Regions from separate parts of the Homo sapiens genome. Here regions 2 and 3 are each linked to region 1. The links are chromatin contacts, found by Hi-C or POLR2A ChIA-PET in ENCODE. All regions are on one chromosome and are shown on one strand. Each heading gives the region's core, a stretch centred on a gene start or an enhancer-like site at or near the end of the contact. The rest is flanking DNA. Distances are from core to core; before and after follow the strand shown.

Evidence for each region. A loop is a pair of places that touch in the nucleus more often than their neighbours do. ChIA-PET counts read pairs that join two places held with the same protein, here RNA polymerase II (POLR2A). Pooled maps may share reads with other maps.
Region 2: POLR2A ChIA-PET joins it to region 1 with 10 read pairs in PC-9. The contact joins two enhancer-like sites. POLR2A ChIA-PET finds 5 or more read pairs at or near these places in 4 of 52 experiments (A549, H1, PC-9 and 1 more).
Region 3: a map of PC-3 shows a loop between it and region 1 (5-fold over the local background). The contact joins the promoter of BRI3BP here to the enhancer-like site in region 1. A Hi-C loop is called at or near these places in 2 of 168 maps with a recorded cell type or tissue (PC-3 and PC-9) and 2 of 50 pooled maps. POLR2A ChIA-PET finds 5 or more read pairs at or near these places in 4 of 52 experiments (H1, OCI-LY7, Panc1 and 1 more).

Annotation. Positions count from the first base shown.
Region 1 is chr12:125,122,323-125,126,059 of GRCh38, reverse strand. It overlaps AACS (acetoacetyl-CoA synthetase), which reads right to left. Exons shown (of 18, transcript NM_023928.5): 11 at 1,291-1,355; 12 at 1,036-1,158. Among named protein-coding and RNA genes, the nearest start is that of AACS, 59 kb to the right of the region's middle. RefSeq lists an enhancer at 3,676-3,737. Within about 2 kb of position 1,564, at least 5 of the 41 ENCODE cell types and tissues checked have a DNase peak (open chromatin) inside an H3K27ac peak, as active enhancers do; they include OCI-LY7, PC-3 and PC-9, where a contact is called at or near this core.
Region 2 is chr12:124,908,014-124,911,750 of GRCh38, reverse strand. It overlaps UBC (ubiquitin C), which reads left to right. Exons shown (of 2, transcript NM_021009.7): 2 at 1-105. The coding sequence ends at 37. Among named protein-coding and RNA genes, the nearest start is that of UBC, 4.8 kb to the left of the region's middle. RefSeq lists a silencer at 1,994-2,288. Within about 2 kb of position 2,102, at least 10 of the 41 ENCODE cell types and tissues checked have a DNase peak (open chromatin) inside an H3K27ac peak, as active enhancers do; they include PC-9, where a contact is called at or near this core.
Region 3 is chr12:124,991,518-124,995,254 of GRCh38, reverse strand. It overlaps BRI3BP (BRI3 binding protein), which reads right to left and starts at 1,610. Exons shown (of 3, transcript NM_080626.6): 1 at 1,252-1,610. The coding sequence starts at 1,464. RefSeq lists enhancers at 731-820, 2,540-3,040 and silencers at 911-970, 981-1,230, 1,241-1,290, 1,391-1,440, 1,461-1,780.

The DNA of each region.
Region 1 (3,737 bases), core at 315-2,814:
CTTGAACCCAGAAGGTAGAGGTTGCAGTGAGCTGAGATCGCACCCACTGCACTCCAGCCTGGGTGACAGAGCAAGACTCTACCTCAAAAAAAAAAAAAAAAATTCACTTGGAATCCACATATAATACACCCATATATATACATACATGAGTGTGCATGTACACATCCATATATACCTGTTTTCCACCTGCAAAAATGACCGCACCTTGTAATTCTGCAATCTGATTTTTTCACTCATCATGGCCAATGGCCATGTTTCGATGTCCATCAGTGTATTTCATGCACTTCTAATGGCTGCATAAATTAAGACTGTACCCTAAATTATTCAATCAATTTCCTTCTGCTGGGCATATAGGTAGTGTCTATTTTTTACTTATATAAACAATGTGGCAATATTTGTCCTTCCATACAGTGGATTCTCACTATTTGCAGATTCTATTTTGGGGAATTTGCCTACTCACTAAAAGGTATGTTACACCTCCAGATCCATACTCTGGAGCTTTTGTGGTCACTCTCAGACATTGCAGAGCAGTCAAAACCCTAAGTCACCCAGGCACATTCCCACTGAGGTCACACAAGGCGACACAGCCTCCCTGCCTTGCTCTCACACACAGGAGCCCAGGGCAGGGTGGGGCAGGGTGCTGTCTTCCCGGGCGTGGCATCCCAGCTCTAGCACCTGACGGTGGGGCAGCCTTGGGCAAGTCACTGAATGCTTCTGAACTGCATTTTCTCTTTTGCAAGATAAAAAATGTAGAACCTACCAAGATGTATTGTTTTGGATTTTAAGACTATAATCGATGTGAGAGGTGTGTGTGTGTACATAAATCTATTTCCCCCAGGAGCAAGGGTTCCGTATGGGTTCCGTGTTCACAGTGACTTCGTGGAACATCACTGCCTCAGATCATGAGAAGGGACTGTGCGTATTGGCTGCCCAGCGGACTGTGTCCTTGGGATGAATCCAAGCACTGGGCAGAGGTGTGCATACTTATGGGGCCGGCGGGGATGGCTGGAAGGACTGTCCCCACCGGGGCCATACCTGAGATGGAGCCCAGGAGGATGCTGCTCTTGATGCACCTGTAGACATACTCGTAGCTCTGGGCTTTCAGTGGGGAGCCAGTGGACAGGATCGTGTGGAGCATCTGGAGACTGTGGGTTTCCACTGGGGTGCAGAGTCACCAAAAGATTAAAACTAAACCCAGTGCCTGAAGCCTCACTCGCAAGCAGGAAATAGGATGGATTTAATTTCCTTGATTGGCAGTACAGGGAATGAGTACTGAAGAGGCACACTCACCCGGCTTCATGGCCTTCTCTTCCAGCACTGACAGCCACTTGGCCCCAGTTACCAGGACAGTGATGCTAGGGTGCAGGCGGGAAAGAAAACACCAGAAACTCTTCAAGGCTCTTGCACCAAAGCTTTCTAAAGTTAGTGATTTATTTCTGACAAGTTTGCAAAACCCAAGAGAGAGCAGTTTTCTGGGTTGAACTCATACTTCATGTTTACTCGAGTCTGAGTCACGGCACCTGACTTCCTCACAGGTGCACCTGACTGCTCTTTACACTGATTTCAGCACGCAGGGCCAGCTCCCTTTACCACGAGGCGTCACATAAAACAGTCGCTCACCCGAACCCATTATCTTCCCAACTGCAGAGTATTGTATCTTGGGGGACCAAAGGAGGCCATAAAAATCAAGTCCCCTCAAATTCTATCCTCACACATTCATTCACCAATGAAGAGAAGGCTACAGAATTATTATTATTATTATTTTAGACAGGGTCTCCTTCTGTTGCCCCAAGCTGGAATGCAGTCGTGCAATCACAGCTCACTGCAGTCTCCAACTCCTGGGCCCAAGTGATTTTCCCACCTCAGCCTCCCAAGTAGCTAGAGCTACTGGTGTATGCCACCATGCCCAGCTGAGAGACAGGGTCTTGCTATGTTGCCAGGCTGGTCTTGAACTCCTGGGCTCAAGTGCTCCTCCTGCTTTGGCCTCCCAAAGTGCTGGGAGAATTCTTTATTTGTGAAAACATGTGCCATACTTGAAACTCTCCACCCATCCCCTTTTCTTAAACAAGATCACATTTTTATGAAACTTAGAAAAGTCCAGCTCTTCTTGAACATTCAGAATCCACCGTTCTATGCATTTGTGCTCACAGAACAACACACGCTGCTGAATATACCTCACTGCGCTTTCAAGGGCAGCCCTGTCTAATATGCTATTTCCTTCCTCAGCTTTTCCTCCAGCCAGGCGGCCCTTCACATGTAAACTCAGTCGGCCCAACTAAAGAACGTTATTCTCTTCGGGGCCTAGAGGAGGCTGTGAGATTCAGACTCTTCTGGGTCACTCTGGGCAGTAGAACCTCAGTCCTGCACATTCGGTGGAGAGACTCATCCCACGGAAGACCGTCATAGCATTCGCTGTCTGAAGCCACGAGGCAACATGGCACAGAACATCCCGGAATTCAGGGCTGGCTGGGCTGGGCGTGGCTAAGGCAATGGCAGGGTGGGTCTCCCTCCACGCAAGGAGGCGGGTTACCATGGTCCTTCCACCTCCCACACCTTCGTTCTCTTACTTCCCCAGACACACCCTGCCACCAACAAAGCCACCACTGTACCCTAGAGATGGCTGGAGTTTTGGGGGAGGGAGACTAGCTCCTCCCACCATCCCCCATGCTTCTTTCATAAACTCAGAGTTTGATTAACTACTTCAACATCATAGCCAAGGACTAAGGTGTCACTTCCTTTGCAAGTATCACTAACAGAGGATGGAGACCTCATGACTCTAATGGTGATCACCCGGCCCTGAGCAGCAGTGACCACCTCCAGCTACAGGTACAAAGCTCTCCAATCAACAGCCACGCCCAAACAACACACGGGTTTTGTGCAATCCCCCCACTGCCCACCCCCAGAAAACTCGAAGGCTCTCTGTGGGTCTAAAGTGCGTCTAAGTGCAGGCAAGACTCTGCAAACCCTGATCTTGGTGAAGCTCCGCCAGCACTCAGAGGTGATGCTCTCCGGCCTGTGAGTCACAGTCCTGCTTGTCTGAAGAAACGGCAAAGTCCCCCATCTATCTCCAGGGTGCAGGTAAGACGGTTAGGAAATGCAACACCATTCAGCTCTTGGAAGCACGGGAGCCCACCTGCGGGCACTCATGCCACGTCTTATTTCTAGCAAGTACTGTAGGGGTCGCTGCACCAAAGCATGAGACAGTCTCAGGTCCCTAAACCGTTGGGACCCGGTGCCCGAGACTGCCCAGAGCCCTGTTCGGAGGGAAGTGTGGATCAGCCCACAGGCAGCCCCTCCAGGGTCGCCACTGCGCCTGTGGGCTCCAGCAACCTGAGTCTCTCAGCTTCTGCCCCTACCCCAGCCCTGGCAATGCTCTCTTCACTCAGGCGCTACACTGCCTTTTTTTTTTTTTTTTTTGAGATGGAGTCTCTCTGTGTCACTCAGGCTGGAGTACAGTGGGGTGATCTCAGCTCACTGCAACATCTGCCTCCAGGGTTCAAGTGATCCTCCTGCCTCAGCCTCCCAAGTAGCTGGGATTACAGGCCTGCACCACCACACCTGGCTAATTTTTGTATTTTTTGTATTTTTAGTAGAGACGGGGTTTCGCCATGTTGGCCAGGCTGGTCTCGAACTCCTGACATGGTAATCCACCCACCTCAGCCTCCCAAAGTGCTGGAATTACAGGCGTGAACCACCACGCCTGGCCTACACTGCCCTTTTAATAACATGAACCAGAT
Region 2 (3,737 bases), core at 853-3,352, 210 kb after region 1:
TCTGCACTTGGTCCTGCGCTTGAGGGGGGGTGTCTAAGTTTCCCCTTTTAAGGTTTCAACAAATTTCATTGCACTTTCCTTTCAATAAAGTTGTTGCATTCCCAATTGGTGTTTTTTTTTTTTTTTTTTTTAAGTTTATTTTGCATTAGACTGGGTGAAGGGGGTCAAGGTTTTCGGTCTACAAATGTTCCTGTGGTAACGGTGAAATGTCAGTGAAGGGGGTGGCCTTAATATAGTATGAACTGTAGAAGGTGGGTGCAAATAAAAGCCAGCTTCAAGACCAGCTTGGCCAACGTGGTGAAACCCTATGTCTACTGAAAATACAAAAAAGGCAGGTGTGGCAGTGAGTGCCTGTGATTCCAGCTTACTTGGGAGGCTGAGGCAGGAGAATCCCTTGAACCTACGAAGCAGAGGTTGCAGTGATCTGAGATACTGCCACTGTACTCCAGCTGGGGCGACAGCAAGACTCAAAAAAGAAGTTATTGGGAGATGGAAGTATTTTGCATATGTAGATTTGCTTATAAGTTAACTTTAAAAGTACTGGTTTGTGGGTGATGTGTAAGGTAACGGAATGGGAGAATTACTGGAACACCAGGAAAGGAATTTTAAAAGGTGGGAGTGATGGGGTAACTGAAAGGATGCTTTCAGTGCATAGGTCTATATAAATGCACATTGAGCTGCATAGACAGTCATGGGATCAAATTTTAAGAGGATGTGGAAGGTAAAAAAAGGCATAGCTACCAAGGTGTGGAAAAAGAATTAGTGGTTAGAGAGTGAGCTATTCGTTGAAACAATTGCGTTCTTGAAACAATTCTTGCTGGTAAAATGTCACATTTTATGTGACTACAGGTGGAGGATTGGCACATAACCTAACCAGTGGGGGAAACAATTGACCTCTGGATTTGTCCAAGTGTATAGTAGCATTTGCCCAATCGAATGGTCCTGGTAAGGTGTTAATGTTGACTAGAACCAAAGGTGGAAGTTGCAGGGAAACTGGTTTAGTACAAGGGTGGACACCAGGCAGTCATCCAGAGGCCCATTAAAGGCCTTGGAATGTTTTTCCGAAGGAGAATCACTCCCTCTTCTCTCGCTTAAAGTTTTAGGGGATTCATGAACAGCTGCTGTGGGATAGTTTCATGTCCCTAGCAATTGTAAAGCAACTGAGGGTGGCTTAAACCAGTTTTAGCTTTAGGGTTAGGGTTACTGGACTAAAATTTGAGAAATTCATAAATCTTAAGGAAATCCATTGTGAGTTTTCATTATGAGTGCATCCAATGTATAATTTCCATGACCCTCCCATGCAAGTGAGCATGTGAATCAGGAAACGTTACAAGAACCCAACAAACTCAACCACTACTAGACAGGCGATCACTTCCAGTTAGTATGCAACTTTCTGTGTAATTTTAGTTACCATTAAAATCTGGATGACCTTAGTGTAAGGAAAAAATACCTTGAATAGTGTTAAAGATGTACACTTGGTGTCAGGCATTGTAACATTGATAAATCTGTGTAAGGTGCTTTTTGAAAACTTCAAAGCTGCATCAAGTCAAGTACAAGAAAGGCCATGGCTGCTAAAGCTGTTGAAGATGTGGGATGGAACTGGGTCACATTGGTGTTAACAGCGTTGTGCAGAGCCGGCAGGATCTTGGTGTGAGCGAACATTAGTCTATTTAATAAAGCTGTGTGAATGTTGTAGAGGTGAGGATGCTCACTTGAAAACTCACTGAAGAACACTTGGCCCCTTGAACTAAAGTGCTTCTATCAAGTTCAGTGAGAAATTCCGAATTACAAGCATAGGTACTAGAAAAGTTTTGAAAAGCAGTATAGAGCAACATAAGCACATTCATAAAATTAGTGATGTAGAAAGTGAAATTTCCACGTATGGTCACTCCCAGAGAAAAAAAATACGTTTATTTACCTTTTTTAAAAATAGGGGATTTCAGGCCGGGTGCGGTGGCTCACGCCTGTAATCCCAGCACTTTGGGAGGCCCAGGTGGGCGGATCACCTGAGGTCAGGAGTTGGAGGGATGGCAAATCCCATCTCTACAAAATATACAAAAAAATAGCTGGGTGTGTTGGCAGGCGCCTGTAATCCCAGCTACTCGGAAGGCTGAGGCAGGAGAATCGCTGGAACCCGGGATGTGGAGGTTGCAGTGAGCCGAGATTGTGTAACTGCATTCCAGCCTGGGCAACAAGAGCAAGACTCCGTCTCAGGAAAAAAAAAAGGGGGGGTTGGATTTCGCTTGTTGCCTAGGTTGGTCTCAAACTCCTGGCCTCAAGTGATTCTCCTGCCTCTGCCTCCCAAAGTGCTGAGATTACAGGTGTGAGGCACCATGCCAGGTCTCTTACTGTTTGTAATTAAATACATACACATTTTGTGTGTTTGTGTGCAGGTTTATAAAGTCAAAGGTGATAGTAACCCATTTAAGTTCCTACTCAATTTTACTTTCCAGGGATAACTAACTACTTTTTCTTTTTGAGATGGAGTCTCGCTGTGTCGCCCAGGCTGGAGTGCAGTGGCGCGATCTCGGCTCACTGCAAGCTCCGCCTCCCTGGTTCACGCTATTCTCCTGCCTCAGCCTCCCCAACAACTGGGACTACAGGCGCACGTCGCCATACCTGGCTAATTTTTTGTATTTTTAGTAGAGACAGGGTTTCACTGTGTTAGCCAGGATGGTCTCGATCTCCTGACCTTGTGATCCGCCTGCCTCTGCCTCCCAAAGTGCTGGGATTACAGGCATGAGCAACCGCGCCCAGCTGGGATAACTACTTTTTACAGGTTGATATTCTTTTGGACTTTTCCCCTGTGTAAAAATATACTATATTTGTTATGTACATATTATGTACATACAGACACAAATTGGACCATTCTCAGTATAATGATTCTCAGGTTTTTTTTTTTTTTTTGAGGTGGGGAACTAGATAATTATGGACATCTTTCCATACTAGCATATCTAGATCTACCTCATTCTTTTTAATATTTTTGCTAGTATTCCATTGTATGAATGTCCTATGATTTACTTAACCTGTCCATCAATATTTGTTTCCAGGTTTTTGCTATTATAATGCTGCTGCAAAGTACATCCTCACACATCTTTATTTTGTCTATTCATATTTCTGTAAGATAGGTTACTAAAGTTGGAACTGCCAAATTAACACTATCATACTATTTTGTTTTTTAATTTTAATTTTTTAAAAAATGTAAAATGTGCAATTTCAAGAGGAGAAACTTGAACACAAGGAGCAAAATCTATTTTTATAACATCCTATTAAAAGCTTGCTTTACATAAAGATTTTGAAAGAATAGCATAAATACAAGATTTCTATTTTAATTGGATTCTTAGGGCTAATAAAATAATCAGCCTTAGCACTTATTTATTTATTTTTTTTGAGACGGAGTCTCGCTCTGTTGTCCATGCTGGAGTGCAGTGGCGTGATCTCGGCTCACTGCAAGCTCCACCTCCCGGGTTCACACCATTCTCCTGCCTCAGTCTCCCGAGTAGCTGGGACTCCAGGCGCCCGCTACAAAGCCCGTCTAATTTTTTTTGTATTTTTAGTAGAGACAGGGTTTCACTGTGTTAGCCAGGATGGTCTTGATCTCCTGACCTTGTGATCTGCCCGCCTCGGCCTCCCAAAGTGCTGGGATTATAGGCTTGAGCCACTGCGCCCGGCCAGCACTTATTTTTATAATTCTTCATGATTACTGTGTTACTGTCCCATGATATTTCTCAATTTTT
Region 3 (3,737 bases), core at 361-2,860, 130 kb after region 1:
CCTCTTTGGCCACCTACAAAGCGTTCTCTCCCCTACATGTATGAAGACACAGACCCACCTGTGCAAGAGGTGCCCCTGCCCACAGGAGAGGGAGGTCAAAACTTACTGTTTTCCTAACAAATTAACCTTTCATGTTATCCAGTAAGAACATGCAGTCAATCTGATTTCGGCCTTCATATTCCCTTCTATTCCCCACTCCCTCTCAATGAGCAGAAAACTTTAACTTTTTAGCCATGATTCTGGGCCAGGAAGGTACCAACTAGTCATAATTACAACCTCGCAATGAAGGGGAATGATTACTATCCCCATTTAACAAATAAAGAAACAAGCTCAAAGAAGTGAAGTCACTTCCCCAAAGTCATCCAACTGGTAGAGCTCCAACTTGAACCCAAACTTCTCTGACTCCAAAACCCCAGGAAGGCTGGCGGCAAGCAAGAGCCCCCTCCTCCCCAGGGAACAGCAAAGGAACCGCAATACCACACACAACTGTCCCCAGTAACTTCCTCCTTCTCAAGAGCTAGTCGGCGGACTTCGGCCCGGAATGGCACCCCTATCGCACCTAGCTCCAGAGAGCAGGAATTGGGGAAAACCCCCTGCGATCCTCCTGGGACTCAACACCCTTCCCAGGAGGCTGCAGGATCCGGGACCTCCCCAAACTAAACAAAAGGCTCCACGCGAAAGGCCCCGCACACAGTAGGTGCTCGGTTTCCCAAAGCCACCGAGCAAATCGCATTGCTCCCTTCTTTTCCTGTAAAGTAAAAACAACTCCAAGTATCTTCAAAGCAGGAGGAGGAGTGGGGCAGAAGGTCCCAGGGGAAGTGGGTCGGGATGCGAGGCTAGGACAAACCCGGGGTAGCTGGGGAGGGCGCAGCCGCGTGGGGACCGAGAGCGCCAGTGTGCTGCCTGGCTCACAGTAGGAGCCATTCAAACGCGGTGAATGAATGAATGAGACGCGCGGCAGGCGTCAGCGCAGCCGGGAGAGACTCTGGCTGCGCCGACCGCGGAGGCAAGGTCCAAGGAGAAGCGCGGCGCAGAGGAGAGGGCGCCCCGAGGCCCGGCCGCCCAGACCCGCACTGGTCAGGCCCGGCGGGGGCCGCAGGCGGCAGGCCCCGAGGCGCAGGCCGGACCCCCTCTTCCCGCGCGCTGGCCGGGCGGGCAGCCCCGGAGGCCGCGCTCCTCCCAGGTCGGCCCCGGTAGCCAGGTGCGTGGCGACCGGGGCAAGGTGACCGCGGGCGCGGGCCCGGCGCCCACCTTCTGAGCGGCGCGCACGTTGTCCTCGCCGAACAGGCTGCTGACGCTCTGGGAGAAGGTGTTGACCGTGCGGCGGTAGCTGTTCTTCTCCGCGCCGCCGCGGCCCCGCGCCCCCTGCGCGCCCGGGGCCAGCAGCCCGAGCAGCAGCAGCAGCAGCAGCAGCAGCAGGAGCCCGGCCCGGGCCAGGGGCCCGCCTGAGGCGCGCGCGCCCATGCTCGGCCGGCGGGGCGCGGGGTCGCGATGCGGGGTGAGGGCCGTGCGCTGGGCCGCAGCGGGCTCCGGCTAGGGCAAGGTTGGCGCGCTCGGGGGCCGCGCGCCGCGCCTTTACCCACAGCCGCCGCCGCCGCTGCTGCGCCACCTGCCCCGCCCCGCGCGCAAAGGCGCACGGCCCAGCCCACGCCGCGCCCCGCCCCCGGCGCGGGACCAACGCGACCCGGCCCCGGGGCCCCGCGCCCGCCTCCCGGAAGCCTGCCCCGACCCGGTGCGGCTTCTCATCATTTAAAAAAAAATTCTCTTTTTTAACTTATCCGTGGAAAAGCAACCCGTGCCTGTAAAACTTGCAACAGCTTCAACCAGGAAAGTGACTGCAACTGATTGAAAAACATGAAATAGACATATATGTAATCTCCCTGAATGTATTATAATGGTACCCCAAAATTCGCCCTCGTGGGCATCAGCTCATTCATCCTGAAAATTTTAAATAACAAGAAAGCATCAGGCATCCTCCTGCCCTTCCTGAATGAACTGTATTTCAGAGCCCCAAAATAGTTGGGGAGGGACTTTCTTTTACAAAGTCCAGCTAATACATGAGGATGAATGAGAGAATCCGAAAATTATTTGGCACCCCTCAATAGAATGATGGATTCACGCGATGATCATCAGAAATGGGTACAACCAAGAGGGGAGGGTTTGGCGGGGAACTTGAAAATGGAGGGGCTAAGCCGCGAAGTCCCGGTCCCGCCAATCGATCTTAGTGCCAGGAAGTACCAGCGCCACCTGCGATGGATTCTTGCCAAGACAAGTTGAGCATGAACCTGATGGGGCCTCTAGATCAAACCTACAGTTTACAGGAAATATGGCAGATAAGGAAAACTTAGAAGCAGCAGAAGCAACCAACCAACTCCAGCATGTGGGGCATTCTACCAAACAAACGACCCAGTTTGTTCAATAAATAATTGGTATAAAAGGTGAGCGAAGAGGAGGATAATTGGTTTTAAAGACTTAAGAGCCATAATAACCCATGCAATGCAAGGACCCTGTTTGCATCCTAAATCAAACAAATCAAGTCTAACCAACATTTTTTTTAGACAACCAAGAAAATAAAACTCAATTTTTGCCAATCCAAAGAATACAAAATGCTCTTATTTTTGAATTTACATTTTCTGGATTCCTAGTAAGATTTTCATAGATTTATTGGCCATTTGAATTACTTCTCTGTGAATTACCTATTCATATCCTTTGCACATTTTTTCCTGTATTGTTTATCTTTTTAAAAACTTTTTTGTAGGTCGGGTGCGGTGGTTAACGCCTGTGATTCCAGCACTTTGGGAGGCTGAGGCGGGTGACCTGAGGTCGGGAGTTCGAGACCAGCTTGACCAACATGGAGAAATCCCTCCGTCTCTACTAAAAATACAAAATGAGGCCAGGCGCCGTGGCTCACGCCTGTAATCCCAGCACTTTGGGAGGCCGAGGCGGGCGGATCACAAGGTCAGCAATTTGGGAGGCCGAGGCGGGCGGATCACGAGGTCAGGAGATCGAGACCATCCTGGCTAACACAGTGAAACCCCGTCTCTACTAAAAATACAATAGCCGGGCGTGGCGGCGGGCGCCGTAGTCCCAGCTACTCAGAGCCTGAGGCAGAAGAATGGCGTGAACCCGGGAGGCGGAAGTTGCAGTGAGCCGAGATCGTGCCACTGCACTCCAGCCTGGGCGACAGAGCGAGACTCCGTCTCAAAAAAAAAAAAAAAAAAAAAAAAAAATCCAAAATGAGCCAGTTATGGTGGTGCCTGCTTGTGATCCCAGCTACTCGGGAGGCTGAGGCAGGACAACCGCCTAAACCTGGGAGGCGGAGGTTGCAGTGAGCCGAGACTAAGCCACTGCACTCCAGCCTGGGCAACAAGAGTGAAACTCCGTCCCAAAAACAAAACAAAACAAAACAAAAACCTTTTTTTACGCCAGGTGTAGTGGCACAAGCTTGTTTTGGGAGGCCAAGGCAGGAGGATTGCTTGAACACAGGAGTTCGAGGCCAGCCTGGCCAACATAGTGAAACCTATCTCTATAAAAAATGATAATAATAATAATAATAATAAACTTTTTAATTAAGGTATAACATACAGAAAAATACACAATCATATAAATTTTTATGAATTTTCACAAACTGAATACCCAAGGTAACCAGCACCCAAATCAAGAAACGAAACATTACCAGTTCCCCCACGAAGCCTCCCTTTGTCCCCTCCCATTCACTATGTTCCTCTTAAAATTTA